Regions from separate parts of the Homo sapiens genome. Here all the other regions are linked to region 2. The links are chromatin contacts, found by Hi-C in ENCODE. All regions are on one chromosome and are shown on one strand. The core of a region is the stretch at or near the end of the contact, and the rest is flanking DNA. Distances in the headings are between cores, read along the strand shown. Region 1 overlaps ME3 (malic enzyme 3). Region 2 overlaps DLG2 (discs large MAGUK scaffold protein 2). Region 3 holds the start of CCDC90B (coiled-coil domain containing 90B).

Region 1 (4,346 bases), core at 1-2,500, 1.5 Mb after region 2:
GAAAGACCTGCTCCTGTGACTCAATTACCTCCCACCGAGTCTCTCCCACAACACGTGGGAATTCAAGATGAGATTTGGGTGGGGACACAGCCAAACCATATCAGACATCTAGAGTCCAGAACTGTGAGAAAATAAATTTCTATTGTTTAAGCCACCTAGTCTGCAGTGTTTTGTTATGGGAGCCTGAGCAAACTAATACACTTCCTATGAAGAAAATCTCACGTGAAGTCCAAGCCTGTCTGGTCTAAGAGAAAAAAGTCACCACCTGAGAACTGGGACCACATTCTTTGTTCTAATTGTTCCAGCTAGTCCAGCTTCTCCACTAACCTACTTAATCATTACAGACATGGGCACTGTGACAATGATGGCCAGGTGTGTTGGGAATTCAATCACTTGAACAAGAATGTCCCTGGGTTATAACATCCAGGCTGCTGCTTTTTTTTCTAAAGCACCAGACAATTGCTTCACAAAGTTCCCAATAACTCAGCTCTCACCACTTGCTCAAAGCCAGTTTCTTAGGCCTTGAGGGGGGGAAATAGGCTATTTAAACTCAAATGACTATTGAGCTTTGTTGACAAAATACCACTTGGAAGAATAATGTAAATGGAATCCATCTTCAAGGAAGCAAATGTCAAGGAGCACTTCACAAAACCCATGTTCCTCTAGCCACAGTGACTTCATTACTACATCTGAGGGGAGAGAAGTGTGAGTTTAATTAGGTAAACATAGAGACAGTGTTTGGGAATCTCATTGTAACCAGTGAGAAGGCAAGGTTTTCATAGACAATTGCTGGATGCAACTAGGTCAGTCTCCAGATCTGAAATTAAACCCTTTATCTAAGGGTTACTACTTAAGCCAGCAACAAAGGAGCATTTTACCCAATTCCCACTCAGATTTAGAGATGTCAAGTTTTCCTTGTTTCTGACTAGCAACAACAGAAGAAATTAAAACAGCTCAGTCTGGAATATCCCAGGAACCCCCAAACTTAGCAAGATTTGGGGAATATACCACCTAGTCACTCCTTCAGAAAGGGGCACAGTGATGGGGGAGAGCACAGAACGCAGGCATCAAACACACCTGCATTTGAGTCCTGGCTCCATGGGTTACTAAGTGTGTGACTGTGAGCCAGTTATTTAACCTTCCATAGGCCTCAGCTCCCTTATCTATTAACCTGGTGAAATGCAGACCCCTCTGCATGGGGTTACAAGGTTTCAGCATGACTGGGTATGAAAAGAGAACAAAGAAGCTTCCTGGAGATGACTGTGGCCTTGGCTCACTGCCAGGAAAATGACTCATTTCTGTATGCCAGGGTTATAGTTCACTGTTACCCTGACAAATGAATGTGGAAGACCCATGATTTCCTCCACCCTCCTTCACTCACATAGTAAAAGTTAGCTACTGCCTGCAACATACCAGGCACCGTACAACACGAAACTGTAGGCTCCCCCTCCAGGAAGTGACAATGTCATTCCTAACCTGTTGGAATTTTAACACCTGTCATAAAAGGATCTCATGATGCTTTGAATACTTTCTCGAAAGGTGTCACATGCTGCAAGAATAGTAAGGACAGCAACAGCTATCATTTCCTACTTGGGTTGCATGTTTAATATTTCGTAAAACAATACTTTCACATATATCATATGAGCCCCACAAAGGCTCCAGAACTTCAGCATACAACCAGTAAGTTGCAGAACTGGATCACAAGCCCGACCTCCATCTCCCTAAGTTCAATAGGAATTTTCTGATACATTTTCTCCCAAGTTTGAAAGTAATATTACGCACAGAAAAGTTGGAAAAAAATAACCACACCTTATTTTCATCACCCAGAGATAGCCACTGTATCATTTTGTTCTATTTTCTTCCTATCTTTTTTCTATGCTTAAAAAAATTTTATTTAAACAAACTTGAGATCATACTATGTATAAAATTTTTTAGTCTTTTTTCCCCACTAAAAATGTTATGATTAGCATTTTCCCACATACTAAAACTTCAGCCTAAAATGTTATTAAAAAACAGAAAAACACAGCAAGCTTTATCTAGTAATTCCTGTTTTATATAATTGTTTCCAAACTTCCACAATTATGAATTATGCTGTAATGAGCACAAAACTTTTTGTTTCTGATTTTTCTTCAGATTGAACTATAAGTGTACTTAAGAGACTGATGACTCATTCTTTCATTCAACAAATATTTAATAAGCACCGACTAGGTACTGGATACCATTATAAACTGACGATACAGTAATAAGGAAACAAAGTAAAAAAACAGACAAGATATCCCTGCCTTCATGAAACTTACATTCTAGAGATATCAACAGTTTTAAGTATCTGTACGCATACTGTCAAATCACTTTTAGAAAGGTCGAACTATTTTATAACTCCAGTACATAAGTAGCTGTCTTACTACATTTTCACCAATGCTGAGTATTATGATTTAAAATTGTTGCTAATTTATAACACTTAATAAAAATATTGCATTCCTTAGAGATTTTTCTCCTTTGCTCTCTACCTCCATATATTCACCTCATCATAAAATACAAGTACATTGAAGAGACATTTAAGTTATCATCCAAAGTTGGTCTCCTAGCTGGGCATAATGACTCACAGCTATAATCCCAGCACTTTGGGAGGCCAAGGTGGGTGAAGCACTTGAGCCCAGGTGTTTGAGACCAACCTGGGCAACATAAAAACACCCCATCTCTACAAAATAATAATAAAAAAATCAGCCAGGTGTGGTGATGCATGCTTATAGCCCAGCTACTTGGGAGGCTGAGATGGGAAGATCACTTGAGCCCGAGAGGTCAACGCTGCAGTGAGCTGTGATTGCACCACTGACACAGCAAGACCCTTTCTCAAAAAACAATACAAAAAAACACAAAAAAACAAAAAAACGAAACAAAGTCTGCTCTCCAAATGTGAAATTTCAAAAGATTTTTCCTGCCTGCAGTGAGAAAATAATCCCAGTCCCAAAGCAGGGATGGCAAGAGTGGAAATGCCTCTGATACTTTGCAAGGTAGCCCTTGAAGGTAGCAAAAAATAATGATGACAAATCAGTGCCTTGTTAGGGCCTGATATGTCTGGGGACTGAGTCAGCAATGAGTTTCTCCAGTGAAATGCTAGGCTTCTGTGGGGGATGAGCTAGGACAAGCCAGGTGGGGACTCTGCAGGGGTGGTAAGGTCAGATTCAAATGAGGCTCTTTCATGAAAGCTCCTGGTCAACTATAGAGCATTCACAATAGAAGGGAGTTTTGCTCTTTTTTAATAGAGGCCTTTAGAGGATGTTGAGGACTTTGACAAGGGCTAATAATAAGAAAAAGGGGATAAGCATATGTATGGAAATATAAAAATAAGTAAATAAAATATAAATAAAGAAATAAAATAGGTAAAAATATGTGTTTAATATTTTTGGATTGTTTATCACATGTTAGAAATTTTCAGAATACTCTATTTTACATATATATACATATACATATATATATATATAGAGAGAGAGAGAGAGAGAGAGAGAGCTTATTATGTATCAGTCACTGGTCCAGGCACTTTGACTCATGTAACCATAATTGACTTATAAGGTAAATACTAGCATTATCTCCATTTGACAGATGAAGAGACTGAAGCTTAGAGAGTTAAGTACTTATAAAGCCAGGATCTGATCCCAATTAGTCTGCCTTTAGAGTCTGTGCTCTTAAACACTATCCTATAAGAAGCAAACTGACAATCAGATCGAGTAAGCGCGTGCCCTGGTTTGAAAGGTCAGGTAAGAAGGATTGATTGAGTGTCTCCTATGAACCAGGCACTGTGCTGGCTCAAGGTCACAAAGATCATGAGGGGAAGTGTGGAGAACTGGGATCTAGCTCAAGATCTGCCTGACTCCAGGCCCTCACTATTTCTACTACACTCTACTTAAGGGGAAATGCTTCTGCATATGGGTTGATGTGTAAGAGGCAAGGCTGGCACAGGGTGCAGTGCTCTTGAAACAAAATGCCACAGCCAGAAGAACAGAAGCTCCCAGGTATGCTGTTATGGGGAAAGAAGTTGTGTTAGAGGGCACCTCTGGGTGGGCCCCTCACCATACCTTCTCGGCCCCAGACACTCTAATATGGTCCAGGTGTTTCAGAATTTACCTTCTGGGTTCAGATGCCTCCATGCACTAAACAACAGTCTTTAGAAATTCCAACAAGTGTTCCCACAATCCCAGGCTTTGGCATTAGAATTTGTTGAACTTTCAGTTATTAAAAATTCTTTTATATTTTTCCCTTGACAACTCACACTGTACTTCAGACTGCTTTGATAGTTCCCTTAACGGTTGCCTTCGTATTTCAAAACCTATGAAATTACATATTTGAAG
Region 2 (4,060 bases), core at 383-2,882:
GAAAGAAGTAACATTGATTGTAAGTTATTGAGGCCATTTCACAGACTCCAAGAGAGTTTTGAGTACATAATACCTAAGAAGGGCAGATACAAAGCAGCTTTAGAGGTCTAAGCAACTGAGCCTCACATAACTTTTTCCAAACTGTTCTCATTCATATGATTCAAAATTGATGACTACCAGTTTGGTATATCTCCAGTACAAATTTCAAATTCCCAGGAAAAAAAAATTCAACTGGCCCTGCTGGAATCAAATGTCTTCCTCCTGGATCAGTCAGTCCTGGCCAAGGGCAGGCTCACATAATCTAAACATGACCATCGGGAGCCCACCTCTGTGGACTGGGGGTTCTCTGCAGAGAAAGCAGATCGGTATCTGCTGCACAACTCCTTCAGAAAATATGTGTTTCACTGGGAGATATAATTACTTTTATGTAAATAGCAAAGTAAATTTATGAAACCAGTAGCCCCCAGTTCTATGGCAGAAATGAAAAAGAAACATCTACTTTCTGATTCTCTCACCTGACCACAGCACTGAGAATAAGACTTTAATGCTGGCGCTCTGACTTGTGATCTTCAGGAAGAGTCTTAAATGTAGTTGTTTATTTGTTCCTAAGGTTCTACAATACAACTAGGACCTAATCTGGGATTCCCAGATCCCAAGGGGTTCAACTCCAAGGGAATAATGAAAGATGAACGATTTATAATAATTCAAAAGACAGAATCCTAATTATGCAATTTCCTTGCAACAAGACTGCACAAAGTAATAAAATGTGAAAGTTCTTATATTAATATTTTGGGCTGAAATTACCAGTGTATTAGAGGATCAGAAATTCTTATTGGTATTATACATGATTGTGTTTGATTTACATAGGATTACTGCCTTATTCATGTTTATATTTCCAGCAATTGGCATAGTACTAGACACAACTGAATGGAATTACTAAACTTTGTAGCTTGAAAACAAAATTTCTGAAAACACACGTTCTATGGTATTCTCTTAGGAGAAAAGTGTTAAAGAATGATGAAGAGGAGAAATAGAAACTACCAGCCTAAGAGGGTAAAATACCATTATTAATCCTCTTTACCAAGAAATCTGAGAGCTGTGAAATAATTTATTAAAACTTACTAAAGAGAAAAATCAACATATAGGAGATTCACATATTGAAACTTAACTCCCAGAATTTCTGCCATGTACCAGGGATTTTACTAGCTGTGGATATACTAGGACCCCAAGGAGCACATTGTCTCCATGGAGAAACAGATGTAGGAATCAGTAGTTATGAAATGATACCATCAGGGATACAATAAAAGAAGTGTTCTATTTATGAACAAATAATAGAATTATTAAAACACATCCTTTCTCAGTTCAAGATCAGCCTGTTCAACAGGGCAAAACCTCGTTATTTACCAAAAATACGAAAAAAAAAATTAGCTGGGCTTAGTGGCATGCACCTGTAATCCCAGCTACTTGGGGAGGCTGAGGCACAAGAATCACTTGAATCCAGGAGGTGGAGGCTGCAGTGAGCCAAGATCATGCCACTACACTCCAGCCTGGGCAACAGAGTAAAACTCTGTCTCAAAAATAAAAACCAAAACCAAAAACAGAAAAACCACATCCTTTCTCTATCATAAGTAGTCCCTAAGCATGCACTCTCCTCTGATCATCTGCTCAAAAATTAACATTTTTATTCTCTGAGTCTCCAGCACATCTGGGCTCCCTCTGCACTGCAGGAATACCTCCAAAATTTAGCATCACCATCTCTCCTTCACTAAAGGTGATCCCACTTTCTCCCCCCTGCCACAGATAAACAAAAACTGAGGAAAAAAGCTTAATCTCTTACACAATCTGAGTGAAAATCAGGCTCCCCCAGGCTTACTGCTAACATAGTTGTAAGACATGTTATGTCAGTCCAGTCGTATCTTTCAGCACATGGTACCTCAACAATAGATAAAGATATTTAGGAAGCTCCACATATTACTTTTCCATTGCCTACAAGGGGAGTCAAATGAGGAGAATTTCCAAAAGGTAACTTTCTAATTTTTTGTCTCCATCATACACAAATTATTTCATGACAGCTAAACTCATTTACAGTACACGTAATTCCAAGAGACACCACTGTCATTTCTATTAGGCAATCCATGTATTACAGAGTATCATACATTCAGCCACTTTCTTCACACACTTCAGAGTACAGAAGTAGTAGCATGAGTACATGAAAGGAGAAGTAGGATGTCTGGGATCTGTTCCCAGTGCTACAATTGATGCACTATTCTTACTCCCTTTGCATTGAAATCTCCCATCTGTAGCACAAGGATAATGACATAGTACCTGTTTGTTTCTAAGGCACTGGAAAATTCTCTGGTAGAAGATACTATGCAAATGCAGAGACTATTATTACACCAGGAAGACTTGAAAATTGCAAGTTGGTGTGCTCATGACTATTAAGCAGTTGACACAGTGACAAAAGAGAGAGCATCTTTCTTCAAGGCATCTAAAATCAAGTATTGCTGAATATGCAGCTATTCTGAAAAACATATGTGCAAATATATTCGTTTTAATGACCTTCCAACTCTAACTCATCAATAACCCATTTAAAGCAATCCTTTCCAAGTTATCCTGACTCCAACAAAATGCATGGAATCCCTAATCACTGATATTTTTTATAATGCAAAGCTTTCTGAAAGATTATTCTTTCTCCTTGCAAAATATTTGCTTTACTCCAGAATTTCAGAGAGCATTCTGGCTCATTCCACTAAGATTATTCCAAAATATAAAAACATTTATCCTTCAATCTGCTAATCTTGGAATAATCAAACTTACAGTACAGTGGTGGACAGGCATCCAAGCAGGGGCTTCCACTGAACAATTCTGGGCTGGGCATCTGCCTTGGTTTTGCTGCAAATAAGTAAAAATTATATTATATTCTATTTATTATGGGCCAGTATGTATATATGCTAGCTGACATGTTTATTATCAATATGTTTATTACCTTATTTATAATCATAGAGAGAGAATGCTTTGTTGGTGCAATGCTGCAGAAAACTAGGTACATAATTTCTACTCTTATCAAAGCATAAGAAATTATCCTTTTCCTTTTTTGTTACTCTAAGGACTAGGTTTCTGGCACCAGGCTGTCTCAGCATCTGGCCTTCCAGGCTTCAATACCAACCACCTGAGAACTCTTACAACCCATAGGCTGACTGTTCTCTTCCAGGCTCCTAATCAACCCTGAAACATGCTGTACTCCTGTAAGATCACATGAGTCAAGGTATAGAATGGCTGTTTATTTGTCTCTGTTTCCAGACTATAAGCTAGTGATGGTGATTCTCTCTAGAGTGTTTCATAGAACTCCAGAATGTTGGGTTGAAAGGGATAGATCTCAGAGGCCTTCTTATCACATGAAAAACTGAAGTGCAGAGAAATAAAACAATTTTCTCAAGGAGTCAGAAATTTGACATTCTAAACCATTTTCCAGGCACTTCTTTATACAAAAGAAATTTATCTCTAGTTAACCTATACTTTTGTTGTAATTCCTGTAAATTTACTTCTAATTGGCTTTTAAAAATAATACAGTGCTTTACTTTCACCAACAATACTGCTACACCCCTTTGATAATGAAAACTGATTAGTCCAAAAGGGGGGGAAAGATTTTAATAAGCCATACTTTATCTTTTATTTTTTTCATTGTATTCTCAGTGATAATATAGGCATACTTATAATATTAATAATCGCCATAAAAACCACAGCTGTGATTTACTGAACAACTAAATATGCAAGGCACTATTCTGGACACATTATATTATTACTAGTCCCCACAATAAACATAAGTAGGAGTATTATGCTCACTTTCTAGTGGAGAAAACAGAGACTTAGAGAGGTTAAGCAACTTGGCTAAAACTCAACCTACTAGACAGCAGCATCTCTGAGATTGCAGCAAGACTCTGGCTGACTCTGGTGCCCATGTATGCTCTTTCTTTTATGAGAAGTTGCCTCTGTTATTTTAGACTGTCTCTTTAATGGGAGGTAAGCCATGTCATCATCCAATCTGATTTTATCTAATGAA
Region 3 (4,626 bases), core at 593-3,092, 1.8 Mb before region 2:
ACTAAGGTCCTTCCATTGGTCAGAGGTCAAGGTTTTCAAATCCCTTGATTATTGACATTATTAGGCAAGTTTAAACTACTTGTATAAAATAAACATTCAATATTTGTTTAGTGAGGAAGGACACAAATCCTACTAGTTGTAAGAAGAGATTTAAGGTTTCTCCAAGAACACTCAGATTCAAGTGGGATAACTTTTATGTTAAAACATTAACATGTACTTATGGTCATTTATTTCCCAGTATGATATACACTTCAAAGTTCATTCTCTAAGAACATTTAATTTTGTTTTCATTTGGATATGTAAAAGTCAACAAAGATGGCAGCTGGATGACTTCCTGGAGTTCAAAAGTGCTACCTCCTTTTTGTAAAATCCATCATAATGTGTATGTATGCTAAACACTCAAATACCTAACAAAAGAGACCTTGTGAATGACCCTGGCAGCTAAACAGCAATCTCACAGATGGAGGATCAACAACTGCAGTTTTGACTGCAGCTGTTACTGGTGTGGATTAAAATGAAACAATGAGCAAAATAGCACAAGTAACAATATGGAGTATAAATAACAGCGTAGAAGTGTTTGGGTACCGAATGGCTCAGCGTACCTGGCACTGAAGATTCAAGAAGGTGAACAGAGATAAGAGGTGCCTATTCGCCTATTTTGTGGACAACCTTAAAACGGTTTAAAAACTGGGAGGGAAGTTAAAAAACTGGGGGTGAAAAACAACGACGACAACAAAAACCTAGCCCTAGAAACATTTCTCTGAATAAAGTTAGATGTCTTCAGGACACCCTGTTAACAGGGGTGCCAACAGGTTGGAAACTTGTGGGTTCCAGTATTCACTTATTTTCCCAAAGTCTACAATGTGACTGAAATGTACTGAGAATTCCAGTGAGAATAAGGCAGACGTGGCCTGAAATTTATGATGCTGTCTACCAAAAACCTGGGCTCGAGGCCAGCACCTAAAAAAACAAAATCAAAATTTGATCAGGCCACAAAAGAAAACAGGACACCCTCAAACACAGATTACCTTACGTTGGCTCCTGACGAGATTACTAGCCTCTTGTCACCAAAAAACGGAAACAACGGCTGAGAAAGAAGCCGGGCGCGAAGCCCAGGCCTTCAAAGGTTCGCTTTAAGAACAGAAAGGCAGTGCTTTCCTCAGTCCTCGCCCCTTGGGGCGAGCTGGGCAAGTCGGGGCAGCAGGCAGCGGCGTCGCCCAGCACAAGGCGTGAATCCGGGAGGAGGGCGTGGCACCTTCTCTTCCCGTTCGCTCGAGCAGGCGCGACCCCACGGGCATCGTCTCCCTAGAGAGCACTCAGGCATCTATGACACGACGCCTTGCCTCACCTCTCCGCAGGGCCGGCGAGAAATGCCCGCGGGGCCTTGAAACCCAACGATCTCCTCTGCCTTGGGAGAGAAAGAGCCGCCAAGCCTGGCGACTATTCATGTCCTCAGAGTTTTCCGGTGGGAGGGAGGCGGAAGACGGGGTAAATCTCGCACAGGCTTTCGGGCAAGGTAGTTCTGGCACCACAGGAATGCTGGGAATTGTAGTTTTCGCTCTGTCACAAGCTCACCTCCCAGCGCAGGCGCCACCGTGGTCCCACGAAACTGGGTCTCTTCACAGACAGACCCACAGTTCGCGAGCATGGCTCAGCGCTGCCCCGCTTCTCCCAGCGCCCCTTCCCGACCTTTGAACGCCTTCACCGCCCTAGGAAAGCGAGATCTTGTCAGAGAACCTTCCGGCGCCTGTTTCCTGGCAGTGGGGCATAGTCCAACAGCTGGCTCCCCCAAGATAGCCAGCGGCCATTACGCGCTTGGGTCGGGGGAGATGGAGTCGCATTTAGCCGCACAGCAGCCTGGAACCTGAAGTTTTCGGCCGCTGAGCGTTCTGGGTGATTGCGTAGTGCGAGGGCCAACGAAACCTTCTGGGAAGTGTAGTCCAGCAAGCCGCTCACTTTTCGTGAGGCGTCACATCCTGCTGCTTCACCCTCTGGTGCACGGGAGGACCAACTATTTCAGTCGGTATGTCCTTTCTTTAGGGAAGCCGAATTCCTCCGTTTCTAGGAGAAATTCCTTGAATTTTCACCATTTATCCTTCTCAGACCTCAGTTACTCAAGACTGCTCCGCATAGTAAAATGCTGAAAGCAACAATGCACAGTAGTTGTATTAAAATGCACTAATACTCATGAATATTCTCTGTAAGTTGTAAAATGGCACACAGTTGTGCGGTGTTAGTGGCTTACTCTCTCAAGATTCTAAACAATTACGGCTAGGTTTCTATCTATATGTATTCAAAGCTTTGTGAGAGTCAACTAAGTAACAAACACCATTTCTAAGGCCCGAAGCACATTGAAAGAACAAAACTTGATTCCCGCCAACAACTGCTTTAACAGACAATTCATGAAGAGGAAATATAAATTGCTATTTAAAACACTGGGATGGCTGGGCGTGGTGGCTCATGCCTGTAATTCCAGCACTTTGGGAGGCCGAGGCGGGCAGATCACCTGAGGTCGGGAGTTCGAGACCAACCTGACCAACGTGGAGAAACCCTGTCTATATTAAAAATACAAAATTAGCCGGGCGTGGTGGCACATGCCTGTAATCCCAGCTACTCAGGAGGCTGAGGTAGGAGAATCGCTTGAATCCTGGAGGCGGAGGTTGCAGTGAGTCGAGATCACACCATTGCACTCCAGCCTGGGCGACAGAGTGAGACTCGATCTAAAAAAAAAAAAAAAAAATTGGGAAAAAAGTTTGATCTTACCAGTTTCAAAATACAAAACGCAAAACCTTAGGGTATATCGAGGTTAGGGGTCCCAATGATCCCAACAGGATGTAAGCATAGTACTCAACAGGTGCTTTTTCAACCCATGCCCCTCTGTCCGTCTCCCCCTTTCCTCATCTAATGATCCTCAATGCCTGTTGTTTCCACGTTTACCATCATATATTCAATGTTTAGCTCCTACTTATAAGTGAGAACATGTGTATTTGGTTTTCTGTTCTTGGCATTAGGTTGCATAGGATAATGGCTCCAGTTCCATCCATGTTGCTACAAAGAGTATAATTTCCTTATTTTTATGGCTGCATTATATTCCATGGTGTATATGTACCACATTTTCTTTATCCAGTCCACTGTTGATGGGCACTTAGGTTGATTTCATGTCCTTGCTATCGTGAATGGCACTACAATGAACATACGGTTGCATGTGTCTTTTTTTTTTTTTTTTTTTTTTTGGCTTGAGGCAGGGTTTTGCTGCGTCACTCAGGCTGGAGTGCAGTCGTGCATGGCTCACTGCAGCCTCAACTTCCTGGGCTTAACTGATCCTCCTGCCTCAGGCTTCCAAGTAGCTGTGACTACAGGTGTGCACTACCACAACTGGCTAATTTTTGCATGTTTTGTAGAGATGGGGTCTTGCCATGTTGCCCAGGCTGGTCCAGAACTCCTGGGCTCAAACTATCCACCCGCCTAGGCCTCCCAAGTGCTGGGATTACAGGCATGAGCTGCGGTGCCCAGCTCTGTGTCTTTTTGATGGCATGAATTATTTTCCTTTGGGTATATACCCAGTAGTGGGATTGCTGGGTTGAATGGTAGTTGTATTTTAAGTTCTTTGAGAAATCTCCAAACTGCTTTCCATAGTGGCTGAACTAGTTTGCATTCCCATCAACAGAGTATAAGCATTCCCTTTTCTTCACAGCCTAACCAATATGTGAATTTTTTTTCTTAATAATTGCCATTCTGATGGGTGTGAGATGGCATCTCATTGTAGTTTTGATTTGCATTTCTCTAATGATCAGTGGTGTTGAGGATTTTTTCATGTTTGTTGGCTATTTGTATGTCTTCTTTTGAGAAGTGTGTGTTCATGTCCTTTGCTCATTTTTTAATTGGATTGTTTTATACTTCTTGGTTTGTTTAAATTCCTTATAGATTCTGGATGTTAGACCTTTGTCAGATGCATAGTTTGCAAATATTTTCTCCTTCCCATTCTTAGGCTATCTGTTTACTCTGTTGGTAATTTCTTTTGCTGTGCAGAAGCTCTTTAATTAGGTCCCACTTGTCAGTTTTTATTTTTGTTGTAATTGCTGTTGGGGACTTAGCTATAAATTCTTTTCCAAAGCCTGTGTCAAGAAGGGTATTTCCTAGTTTTTTTTCTAGAGTTTTTATAGTTTGAGGGCTTACTTTTAAATCTTTAATCCAGCTTGTGGTAATTTTTGTATATGGTGAGAGGTAGGGGGGTCCAGTTTCATTCTTCTGCATATGGCTAGCCAGTTATCCCACCACCATTTACTGAATAGGGAATGCTATCCGTGTTGCTTATTTTTGTTGATTTTGTTGAAGACCAGATGGTTTTAGGTGTGTGGCTTTATTTCTGGGTTCTCTATTCTGTTCTACTGGTCTATGTGTCTGTTTTTGTAACACTACCATGCTGTTTTGATTAGTTTAGCCTTATAGTATTGTTTGAAGTCTTGCTTTGTTCTTTTTGCTTAAGATTGCTTTGACTATTCAGGCTCTTTTTTGGTTCCAAATTAATTTTAGAAGAGGTTTTTCTAGTTCTGTGAAAAATGATGTTGGTATTTTGATAAGGATAGCGTTAAATCTGTAATTTGTTTTGGATAGTATGGCCATTTT

Evidence for each region. A loop is a pair of places that touch in the nucleus more often than their neighbours do. Pooled maps may share reads with other maps.
Region 1: a pooled map shows a loop between it and region 2 (7-fold over the local background). The contact joins two enhancer-like sites. A Hi-C loop is called at or near these places in 2 of 37 single-sample maps with no recorded cell type and 4 of 50 pooled maps.
Region 3: a loop to region 2 is called in a pooled map, with 5 times the contacts of the local background. The contact joins the promoter of CCDC90B here to the enhancer-like site in region 2. A Hi-C loop is called at or near these places in 2 of 37 single-sample maps with no recorded cell type and 2 of 50 pooled maps.

What each region holds. Positions count from the first base shown.
Region 1 is chr11:86,591,826-86,596,171 of GRCh38, forward strand. All of the region lies in intron 2 of ME3 (malic enzyme 3), which reads right to left. Among named protein-coding and RNA genes, the nearest start is that of ME3, 79 kb to the right of the region's middle. RefSeq lists a silencer at 2,988-3,188. Within about 2 kb of position 1,251, at least 19 of the 41 ENCODE cell types and tissues checked have a DNase peak (open chromatin) inside an H3K27ac peak, as active enhancers do.
Region 2 is chr11:85,108,844-85,112,903 of GRCh38, forward strand. It overlaps DLG2 (discs large MAGUK scaffold protein 2), which reads right to left. Exons shown (of 28, transcript NM_001142699.3): 6 at 2,818-2,892. Among named protein-coding and RNA genes, the nearest start is that of DLG2, 520 kb to the right of the region's middle. Within about 2 kb of position 1,633, at least 2 of the 41 ENCODE cell types and tissues checked have a DNase peak (open chromatin) inside an H3K27ac peak, as active enhancers do.
Region 3 is chr11:83,284,525-83,289,150 of GRCh38, forward strand. It overlaps CCDC90B (coiled-coil domain containing 90B), which reads right to left and starts at 1,843. Exons shown (of 9, transcript NM_021825.5): 1 at 1,349-1,843. The coding sequence starts at 1,448. CCDC90B-AS1 (CCDC90B antisense RNA 1) reads left to right here and starts at 1,596. Exons shown (of 3, transcript NR_186344.1): 1 at 1,596-2,023. RefSeq lists enhancers at 616-1,212, 1,101-1,180, 1,213-1,808, 1,231-1,880.